2 separate regions of the Homo sapiens genome follow, and region 2 is linked to region 1. The links are chromatin loops, found by intact Hi-C in ENCODE. Cell type or tissue: Caco-2. All regions are shown on one strand.

What was found. A loop is a pair of places that touch in the nucleus more often than their neighbours do. Peaks named below come from ENCODE experiments on the same cell type or tissue, not always from the same donor. Only the 100,000 strongest peaks of a DNase experiment are listed, where the experiment ranks them.
Region 2: it touches region 1 in a loop (2.6-fold over the local background); 2 of 110 quality-filtered maps call a loop at or near these places.

The regions. Positions count from the first base shown.
Region 1 is chr22:20,882,726-20,887,725 of GRCh38, reverse strand. It overlaps SNAP29 (synaptosome associated protein 29), which reads right to left. Exons shown (of 5, transcript NM_004782.4): 4 at 4,157-4,255; 5 at 1-47. Among named protein-coding and RNA genes, the nearest start is that of SNAP29, 26 kb to the right of the region's middle. RefSeq lists an enhancer at 1,455-1,955. In Caco-2, a CTCF peak has its summit at 2,021 (motif pointing left); DNase peaks (open chromatin) are centred at 1,805 and 1,975.
Region 2 is chr22:20,770,384-20,775,383 of GRCh38, reverse strand. All of the region lies in intron 19 of PI4KA (phosphatidylinositol 4-kinase alpha), which reads left to right. SERPIND1 (serpin family D member 1) reads right to left here and starts at 1,271. Exons shown (of 5, transcript NM_000185.4): 1 at 1,239-1,271. In Caco-2, a CTCF peak has its summit at 3,096 (motif pointing right); a DNase peak (open chromatin) is centred at 1,371.

The DNA of each region.
Region 1 (5,000 bases):
CCCCAGGGCTATGTCCTTCAGACGACCCAGTCCCATGGACAGCTCATCTGCAGGAGGAGGAAATGACACGCAGGCATGAGCAAACAGTCACGGCACCTGCAAATGCTTCTTGATGGTGTGGGTAAGTGGGAGAGACAGGGATCTGTGTTGCCTGGGGGGACTGCACCCACTGCAGAGATGAGTCTTGACTTAATTGATTCTGTCAGGGTGAAGAGTAAAGCCTTTTCCCAGGTTTGTGACTGTGTGTGTGTGTGTGTATGTGTGTGTGTGTTTGTGCACGCTGGGGGTAGGGAGATATGCCCAGGGCTGCTTTCTGCCTTTTTACTAGGAACAGCAGCCAGGAAAGAGCCAGAGAGGAGAGAGAAGAGGTGGTGCTTTGTAAGCCTTCTTACTTGCAAGATTAAATATAAAACACTAAGAGAAAAAGGATCAGGATACACAAAGGCTTAGCACTGGTACCACAAATCTAAGCAAAATCAGTTTTTTGTTTTTTTTTTTTTTGAGACAGCATTTTGCTCTTTTGTCCAGGCTGGAGTGCAGTGCCATGATCTCGGCTCACTGCAACCTCCGTCTCCTGGGTTCAAGCAATTCTTCTGCCTCAGCCTCCTGAGTAGCTGGGACTACAGGCACACGCCACCACACCCGACTAATTTTTTTTGTATTTTTAGTAGAGATAGGGTTTCACCATATTGGCCAGGCTGGTCTCGAACTCCTTACCTTGTGATCCGCCCGTCTTGGCCTCCCAAAGTGCTAGGATTACAGGCGTGAGCCACCGCGCCCGGCCAAAATCAGTTTTTTTAAAAAGGTAGTTTTGGCCGGGTACAATGGCTCATGCCTGTAATCCCAGCACTTTGAGAGGCTGAGGTGGGTGGATCGTATGAGGTCGGGATTTTGAGGCCAGCTTGGCCAACATGGTGAAACCCCATCTCTACTAAAAAATATAAAAATTAGCCAGATGTGGTGGTGCATGCCTGTATTCCCTGCTACTCGGGAGGCTGAGGCAAGAGAATCACTTGAACCTGAGAGGAGGAGGTTGCAGTAAGCTGAGATCAATGCACTGCACTCCAACCTGGGCGACAGAGCAAGACTCCGTCTCAAAAAATGAAATAAAAAGATAGGCTGAGTGTGGTGGCTCATGCCTGTAATCCCAGCACTTTGGGAGGCCGAGGTGGGTGGATCACTTGAGGTCAGGAGATCGAGACCATCCTGGCTAACATGGTGAAACCCCGTCTCTACTAAAAATACAAAAATTAGCTGGGCATGGTGGTGCACACCTTGTAATCCCAGCTACTCGGGAGGCTGAGGCATGAGAATCACTTGAACCCAGCAGGCAGAGGCTGCAGTGAGCTGAGATTGTGCCACTGCACTCTAGCCTGGGCGACAGAGTAAAACTCTCAGAAAGAAATTAAAAAATATAAAAATAAAAAGATTGTCTTCAAGTCAGGCACAGTGGCTCATGCTTGTAATCCCAGCACTCTGGGAGGCTGAGGTGGGAGGATCACTTGAGCCCAGAAGTTGGAGACTAGCCTGGGCAACAAAGCGAGACTCCATTTCTAAAAAAGAAAAGAAAAGAAAGAGAAAAACAGTATAATTAAAATTAAAAAAAAAAAAAAGATAAGTCTTCAGCTCTTTGCTTCTTAAGCTTACTAAAATTCATGGCCTCGTGCTCCATGGAGAGCAGAGCCTGTGGTTGCCTCAGGCCTCAGGAGGAAGCTCACTGGCAGCCAGGGCAGCAAAGGATAAGCAAACAGAGAGGCTGAGATAAAATGTGTGATAATGTAAAACCACCAGGCCAGGGCGCTGGAGTCCAGAGAGCTTGCCTGAGATCCTGAAATAGCAGGGAGATAGTGTTAAGACGGGAAGAGTGTGAACAAAGGCAACACTCCCTGCCCCACCAGAGTGGACCGGCCTGGCCTGTGTCAGCAGGGCCAGAGGGCTGAGCTCTGAACTAGCCACTCGCCCTTCTGCCCAGGCCCACCTCCTACTCTAGACTGCGTCCTGCCGGTAACTGCCCAGCTGCTCGTCCACAGTGCCAACTGTGCACCCTCAGCACCTCCTAGTGGCGGGCAGTACTCAGCACTTCTTCCTGCCTCTGAATGCAGTATCCTTCCTCAAAGTCCCTTCTCCCACTTCTGCCAGCAGGCACCAACCATACCACTAGCCCTAACCTCTCCCTTTCTCGCAGTGAAGGACAAAGGGCTTTCACGCCTCTCTGGGCTTCTCTGGAGTGGTTAGATCTGGGCAGACACACCTTCTGCCTCAGATAAGTCTTTGGCTCTGGAGGACAGAGTCCAGGGCATAGAAGGAGGTGGCAGCTGTCTGGGGCTTCCCAGACAGCAAGCAGGAGAAAACCCGTGCACAGACACTCCATGTGCATCTTCATGGGTTTCAGTTTTGCCTTCCACTAGATACCTTTACAGCAGGGGAGGATTTTATTATTTGTCCCCTACACTTTGCCAACTCCTAACAGGGGGTGGGAGACTGACAGGGTGACCCAGGTCACCACGGGGGAGATTTCTGCTCAGGGAGTAGCGGTAGGAGGAGGCAGCAAGTCTGAGACACTACTTAGAATAAACTCACAGAACTGCCCACAGGCCAACACCTACTTGAATTTCAAGTAACTGACTTTTCCATTCAAAAAATAATCACTGGCTAGGGCGCAGTGGCTCACACCTATAATCCCAGCACTTTGGGAGGCCGAGACAGGCGGGTCACCTGAGGTCGGGAGTTCGAGACCAGCCTGACCAACAAGGAGAAACCTCATCTCTACTAAAAATACAAAATTAGCTGAGCATGGTGGTGCATGTCTGTAATTCCAGCTACTCGGGAGGCCGAGGCAGGAGAATCGCTTGAACCCAGGAGGCAGCGGTTGCAGTGAGCTGAGATTGCACCATTGCACTGCAGCCTGGGCAACAAAAGCAAAACTCTGTCTCAAAACAAAACAAAACAAAACAAAACATAATCACTAAGTGCTTGCCTGCTGGGCCCCAGATACAAAGTAGTGACAAAATGGAAACACTCCCATGCTGTCCTGGAATCTACAGTCTGATTGGGAAGACAGCAGGCAAACCAGCAGATACACAATCACAAACGGCCAGGGCAGCCCCCTGGAAACACAAGGGTCCTGAGAGACAGGGAGAGGAGGCCATACTAATGCAAGACTGACAGAAAGAGAAGGAGCCAGCCTACAGAGAGTCGGGGGAGCCCATCCAGGCAGATAGGGGCCACGAGGCAGAAAGAACTCACATCAGAAATCCCACACGAGCCTGCAGGTGATGAGGGCAGAAGGGACTAGGGCAGCCAAAGAGAGCCTGGACTGCACTGTGAGTGTGTGGGGTTCCATGAGAGAGTTCTGGAAGAATATACCCTTCACTTCTTCTTTTTTTTTTTTTTTAGGTGGAGTTTCGCTCTTGTTGCCCAGGTTGGAGTGCAATGGTGCGATCTTGGCTCACTGCAACCTCTGCCTCCCGGGTTCAAGTGATTCTCCTGCCTCAGCCACCCGATAGCTGGGATTACAGGCGCCTGCCACCACGCCCGGCTAATTTTTGTATTTTTAGTAGAGACAGGGTTTCACCATGTTGGTCAGGCTGGTCTTGAACTCCTGACCTCGGGTGATCCACCCGCCTTGGCCTCCCAAAGTGCTGGGATTGCAGGCGTGAGCCACTGCGCCCGGCCCCCTGCACACCCTTCCGTTTTGAAACATCATGCTGGAGGCTGTGTGGCCAAAGTGCCAATTGCAACACGAGCACTAACTCTTACCATCCCAGGCACTTTCTGGCTCAGGTAACCTTTCCACTGTTCTCAGAGGTAGCCCATTTCACAAGGAGGAAAACAGGGCTCTGAGTGGCCAGGTGGGAAGGATGAAGTGAGCGGTCACGTCCAGGCTATACTTTATGGCCTCTCAGGGACTCCTGGGTCCCTGGTGCTGTTCATGAAAGTGAGAGGTGGGGAGGGCTCGGCTGGGCTAGAAGTAGGAAATGGTGAGAAGTGGAGAGATTCCAGAGACAGTGAGGTGGCAAGATGGACCCAGCTTGGCGTGGGATGTGATGTGTGGTGAGGGAACTGAAGCTGGAGGATGCTCATGCAGGGGCTATGCTTGGCGTAAGCTGCCTGAAGGACAGTGGCTTACAGAAGCTGGTGTGGTGCTCAGTCTTACCTAGGTTGCTGTCGATCTTCTGGTGATAGGCTCGAAGGTGTGGGTTCTTTGGGTAAGCATCAGTACTCATGGCAGAACCAGCCCCTCTGGGGACAGGGTCTAAGTTTAGAAGGAAACACCAGGAGAGCGGTTAATTGACATTCCTTCAAATGCTGCTTCACACACCCAAAACAATTTCATCTGGAAAATGGGTGGAAGGAACGAAGGGGTTGGTTCTGAGGCTATCCAGAGGGATGAGGGAGGAGCACAGCGCAGGCTCATGGGCCAGAAGAAGAGACGCTTCCACGGGGTAGGAGAGGGTTCTCACTTTCCCTCAGTACTTGGGAGATCAAACACCCTCAAATTAAGGGTCACCTAACTCCTGGTGCACAAGCTCAGGAAAGACAGAGTCACACAAGTGACAATACAGAAGTGGAACTGCAATAATGCAAAACTACACAGTCTGTGGACAAAGTATAAAAATACAAATTGTTACGTTACATAAATGGAATTATGGGTAATTTCGTTTCTTTCTGAAATTTATTTCTACACTATCTTTGCACTTGAAACAAATACGCAAAAAAAAAAAAAAGAAATGTTAAATAATGCACATTTGCCACAAGAAATCTTCCTTGAACTTTTAGTTTCTTCTTTTTTAAAATTATCTTTCTTGGCTTGAATGAACTTCAGTTTCTAAACGCACACGGAAAAGCCCTGTCATCCCGGTTTATCTCTTTCAGGGAAACTTCACTTTCTAGACTTAGCACATTTCCTCCAGCACCAACCAACTGAAACCATTCTGCAAACTGTGTCGATTTTTTCTTCAGTCTTTTAAGTTAATATATACTGCACAAATAAAAACTCT
Region 2 (5,000 bases), 110 kb after region 1:
TCTTTTATGGATTGAAATTAAAGATCTGAAGGTAAATCTTCCTGATGTTTTGCTATTTAGTATAACAAACATTGTAGAAGACGTTTAAAAACTATCACTAGGTTGTGATTAAATCCAGATTACTGTTTGAAGAGAAACAATATATTTTAAAGATAAATCATTCAAAAGTTTGTTTTGCTTTTTTTTTTTCCTGGGAACTTCATATTGTGCTTTCTTGCTAATTGCCAGAGCTGGGTTGGCCTTTTCAGTCACGCATCAGAGCATAACACTTGATAAACCGTCATCCCTCCTGGTGTATGGTCTCCAGGCCCAACAGAGCAGGCAGAATGGGAGAGAAGTAACTGCCTAAAGTTTGGAAAACTTTTTATTTTGAAGTAAGTTCAAACTTCCAAAAATGTTGAAAGAATAGTGTAGTAGAACAACTCCTGTATACCCGTACCGAGATTTACCAGGTTTAAAATTTTGGAACCTTTGCCCTGTCATTATCTGTGTGTGTGTGTACGTACGTGTGTGTTCTCACAGGCATGCACATACACATTTTTTCTTCTAGACCATTTGAGAGTAGGTCTCCTATATCTTGTTCCTCTAACATTTTTTCTTTTTTCTTCTTTTTTTTTTTTTTTTTGACGGAGTCTAACTCTGTTGTCCAGGCTGGAGTGCAGTGGCACGATCTCCGCTCACTGCAACCTCTGCCTCCCGGGTTTAAGCGATTCTCCTGCCTCAGCCTCCTGAGTAGCTGGGATTACAGGCGCGTGCCACCACGCCCAGCTAATTTTTGTATTTTTAGTAGAGACTTGGCTTCACCATGTTGGTCAGGCTGGTCTTGAACTCCTGACCTCGTGATCCACCCGCCTCGGCCTCCCAAAGTGTTGGGATTACAGGCGTGAGCCACTGCACCCGGCCCCTCTAACCTTTAATACTAATACTTCAGGGAAAATACCCAAGAGCAAGGATATTCTCATACATAATCACAGGACAGTTATCCAATTCGATTAATTTAATATAAGTACAATATTTTCATCTATTCCACAGCTCCTATTCTAAGTTTGTCAACTCTCCCAACAATGGAACTGACACAATTTTATAATAGGCACACTGAAAAATGAAACCATTTCCCACTTCTAAAACAGTGTAGAAAGCTTCTGAATTCTTAGTTTGCTAGAAAAATGAACCAGTTGCCTATCCGTAAACACCAAAAATAATTTATAATCAGCAGAAACATTAGAAACCCAACTTACCTCTGTGTTTCTGAGAAGTGGCGCTTCAGAGATGAAAGCAGCCAAGGTCATCAGTGGGATTTTGATGTGAACTTTGGTGCTGGGCTGTTGCTGCATATTTTCCAAAGTAAATAAGTCCCAATCCAAACACCAGGCAACCAGCTTGGTCAGCACAAACCCCCTCAGCTGTGCCTTTGATAACTGTAGAGTGGCTTGCAGCTCCTCATCTCCAGTTCTTAGAGCTGACACTTTGAGTATATGACGGTTACTGTGTTAGCATGCACACATAGCCTTGGTGCAGGAGCAGCCCCTCTTGAGGTCACCACATAAACAAGGCGCTCTTCAGGCCTCTGGGGACCAGGCTGCATTGAGGGTAGCTGAAAGTAGAGACCATGCATCTGCCTCCAACTGTGTCCTCTCTTCTGGGATGATCACAGCATCTGCCCTCCACCTGCTCTCCAGGACTGATGTGGCTGGCTCAGCTACTAGGCGGGTGTCCCTGTCCTTCCAAGAGCTCGTTCCTCAGTGAAAGGTGGAGGAGAGAGGACAAAATTAGTGGCTTACAGAATAAGGGGATTGTGGCATGGACCTTTCTTCAGTCAAGGGTTGCTGTGTTTGTTGCCAGTAGGTGCAGCCCAGCACTCCTGTCTGTTGTGGGACAGATAGGACTATTACTGAGCAGTGCCTCCCAAATTCAGGGCCACTTAGGCATTCGTGGGGATCTCTGAGGCTGTGATACATTTTGTGTTTATGGGTGTTTGTTTGTTTGTTTGTTTGTTTTGAGACAGAGTTTCGCGCTGCTGCCCATGCTGGAGTGCAGTGGTGCGATCTCAGCTCACTGCAACCTCTGTCTCCCAAGTTCAAGCGTTCTCCTGCCTCAGCCTCCTGAGTGGCTGAGATTACAGGCGCACACCACCATGTCCAACTAATTTTTTGTATTTTTAGTAGAGACGGGGTTTCACTATGTTGGCCAGGCTGGTGTTGAACTCCTGGAGTGAAGTGATCCTCCCGTCTCGGCCTCCCAAAGTGCTGGGATTACATGCGTGAGCCACCACGCCTGGCCCTATGTGTTTTTTGAGACAGGGTCTCACTCTGTTACCCAGGCTGGAGTGCAGTGGCGTGATCTTGGCTCACTGCAGCCTCAACCTCCCGAGCTGAAGCAATCCTCCTCACCTCAGCCCTGCAAGTAGCTGGGAATACAGGTGCACACCACCATGTCTAGCTAACTTTTGACTTTTTTGTAGAGACAGGGTCTCACTATGTTGCCTAGGCTGGTCTTGAACTCTTGGGCTCAAGTGATCCTCCTGCTTCAGCCTTGCAAAGTGCTGGGATTACAGGCATGAGTCACTGTGCCCGGCCTTATGATAATTTGTTTTTTAATTTGTGTTTTAAATTTTATGATCTAAAAAGTTTTAAGAATATTCTGGATTGTCTGGAAGATCAGCTTATCACAGAGACTGCTCCTCAAGAGCATGTTTGGGAGTGTCGGCACCCAGAGTCTATCTGAAGAGAGAATGTGACTCCTAGGAGAATCTGCGGGTGTGCAAGGGGCCCATGGGGGTGTCTGTGCATTGCTCCGTTTGAGAAATTCCAGAGTGTAAAGGTCCATTGTGTTCAGGACACAGACCGGTGGTTGTGTCTGAGTCTGATTTTGCACTCTAGCTTTTGTCAGAGCTGTCTTCTTAGAGCCTTCATCTGTCACATACAATACTGAGTCTTCAGCGTGGCACCACAGGCAGAGGCTGCTGTCTGTGCCCACACTCCTCGTGGGCCCACCTCCCTCATTCTCTGTCTTGTTCTCACACATGCAAAGCCCGGCCCCAGCACAGCCCTGGCACTTGCTATTCTTTCTGCCCAGGACACCATCCCTGCAGACCAGCAGGTGGCCGCTGCTCTCACTGTTCGCTCTTGGTTTCACCGAGGCGTCACCAGCCACCCTGGCTGAAATTGCCCCTTGGCCTCCAGCTCTCAGTATTCTGCTCTCTGAAATGAGGGTGACAGTTACACCTACTGCATGAGGTTGTTGTGAAAATTAAATGAGATACATTAATTTATCTCATTAATTAAATGAGAAAATTAAATGAGGTTAATGAATGTGTGGAAAGCACATAGAGTGGTGCCTGGCATTCAGAAAATGTTAGTCCTCATCATTTCATGGTATTACATATTTATTCACAGAAATGGTCTGGGAGGGGACACAGCATTCATTTTTCATTCTATGTACTTCTTTGTTTGACCTTTTTCTATGTGTATGTATTACTTTTGTTATTTTTAAAGCCAGTACCGGCCAGGTGTGGTGGCTCACACCTGTAATCCCAGCACTTTGAGAGGCCAAGGCGGGTGGATCACTTGAGGTCAGGAGTTCAAGACCAGCCTGACCAACATGGTAAAACCCCGTCCCTACTAAAAATACAAAAATTAGCTGGGTGTGGTGGCACACATCTGTAGTCCCAGCTACTCGGGAGGCTGAGGCAGGACAATCGCTTGAACCTGGGAGGTGAAGGTTGCAGTGAGCCGAGTTCATGCCACTGTACTCCAGCCTGGGTGACAGAGTGAGACTCTGTCTAAATAAATAAATAAATAAATAAATAAATAAATAAAGCCAACATATTTCCTGTCTATTTGGATTTCTGATCATGTAACCCACTATTGGAAAAATTTGATTTCAGTCCCTCTTGACATTGACATTTTTCAGTCATTTTCCCATTTAGTGGTAACAGCTTGTGTATGGCTTTTTTTTTTTTGAGACAGAGTCTCGCTCTGTCGCCCAGGCTGGAGTGCAGTGGCGCAATCTCAGCTCACTGCAAGCTCCGCCTCCTGGGTTCACGCCATTCTCCTGCCTCAGCCTCCCTAGTAGCTGGGACTACAGGTGCCCACCACCACGTCTGGCTAATGTTTTGTATTTTTAGTAGAGACGGGTTTCACCATGCTGGCCAGGCTGGTCTTGAACTCCTAACCTCATGATCCGCCCGCATCGGCCTCCCAAAGTGCTGGGATTACAGGCGTGAGCCACCACAGCTTGTGTATGGCTTTAACCCCACTGTAGAGCAGTACCTCCTGTCACACATACTCCATTGTTCTTTTGCAGTTTCAAGGTTTGTCTTATGGCTAGATATTTTTTCCAACTTGGAAAAAAATTTTTTTAGTTAGAAAAAAGCGGGGTCTCACTATGTTGGCCAAGTTGGTCTTGAACGTCTGGCTTCAAGCAGTCTTCCCACCTTGGCCTCCCAAAGAGCTGGGAAGACAGGCGTGAACTACCTCATCCAGACTTTTCCATCTTTTAACATGAAATTCTAAAAATATACAGAGGGGTCAGGCACGGTGGCTCATGCCTATCATCCCAGCACTTTGGGAGGCTGAGGCAGGAGGATCACTAAAGTTTGGAAAACTTTTTCTTTTGAAATAACTTCAAACTTTCAAAAAAGTTGAAAGAATAGTGTAGTAGAACAACTCCTGTATACCCGTACCCAGATTTACCAGGTTTAAAATTTTGGAACCTTTGCCCTGTCACTGTGTGTGTCTCTGTGTCCAGCTTGTGTGTGTGTGTGTGTGTGTGTGTGTGTGTGTGTGTGTGTGTGTGTGTGTGTCCGTGTCCAGCTTGGGCAACATAGCAAAACCGATCTCTCTCTCTCTCTTTTTTTTTTTTTTTTTTTGAGACGGAGTTTTTGCTCTGTTGCCCAGGCTGGAGTGCAGTGGCTCAATCTTAGCTTGCTGCAACCTCTGCCTCCTGGGTTCAAGCGATTCTCCTGCCTCAGCCTCCCAAGTAGCTGGGATTACAGGCGC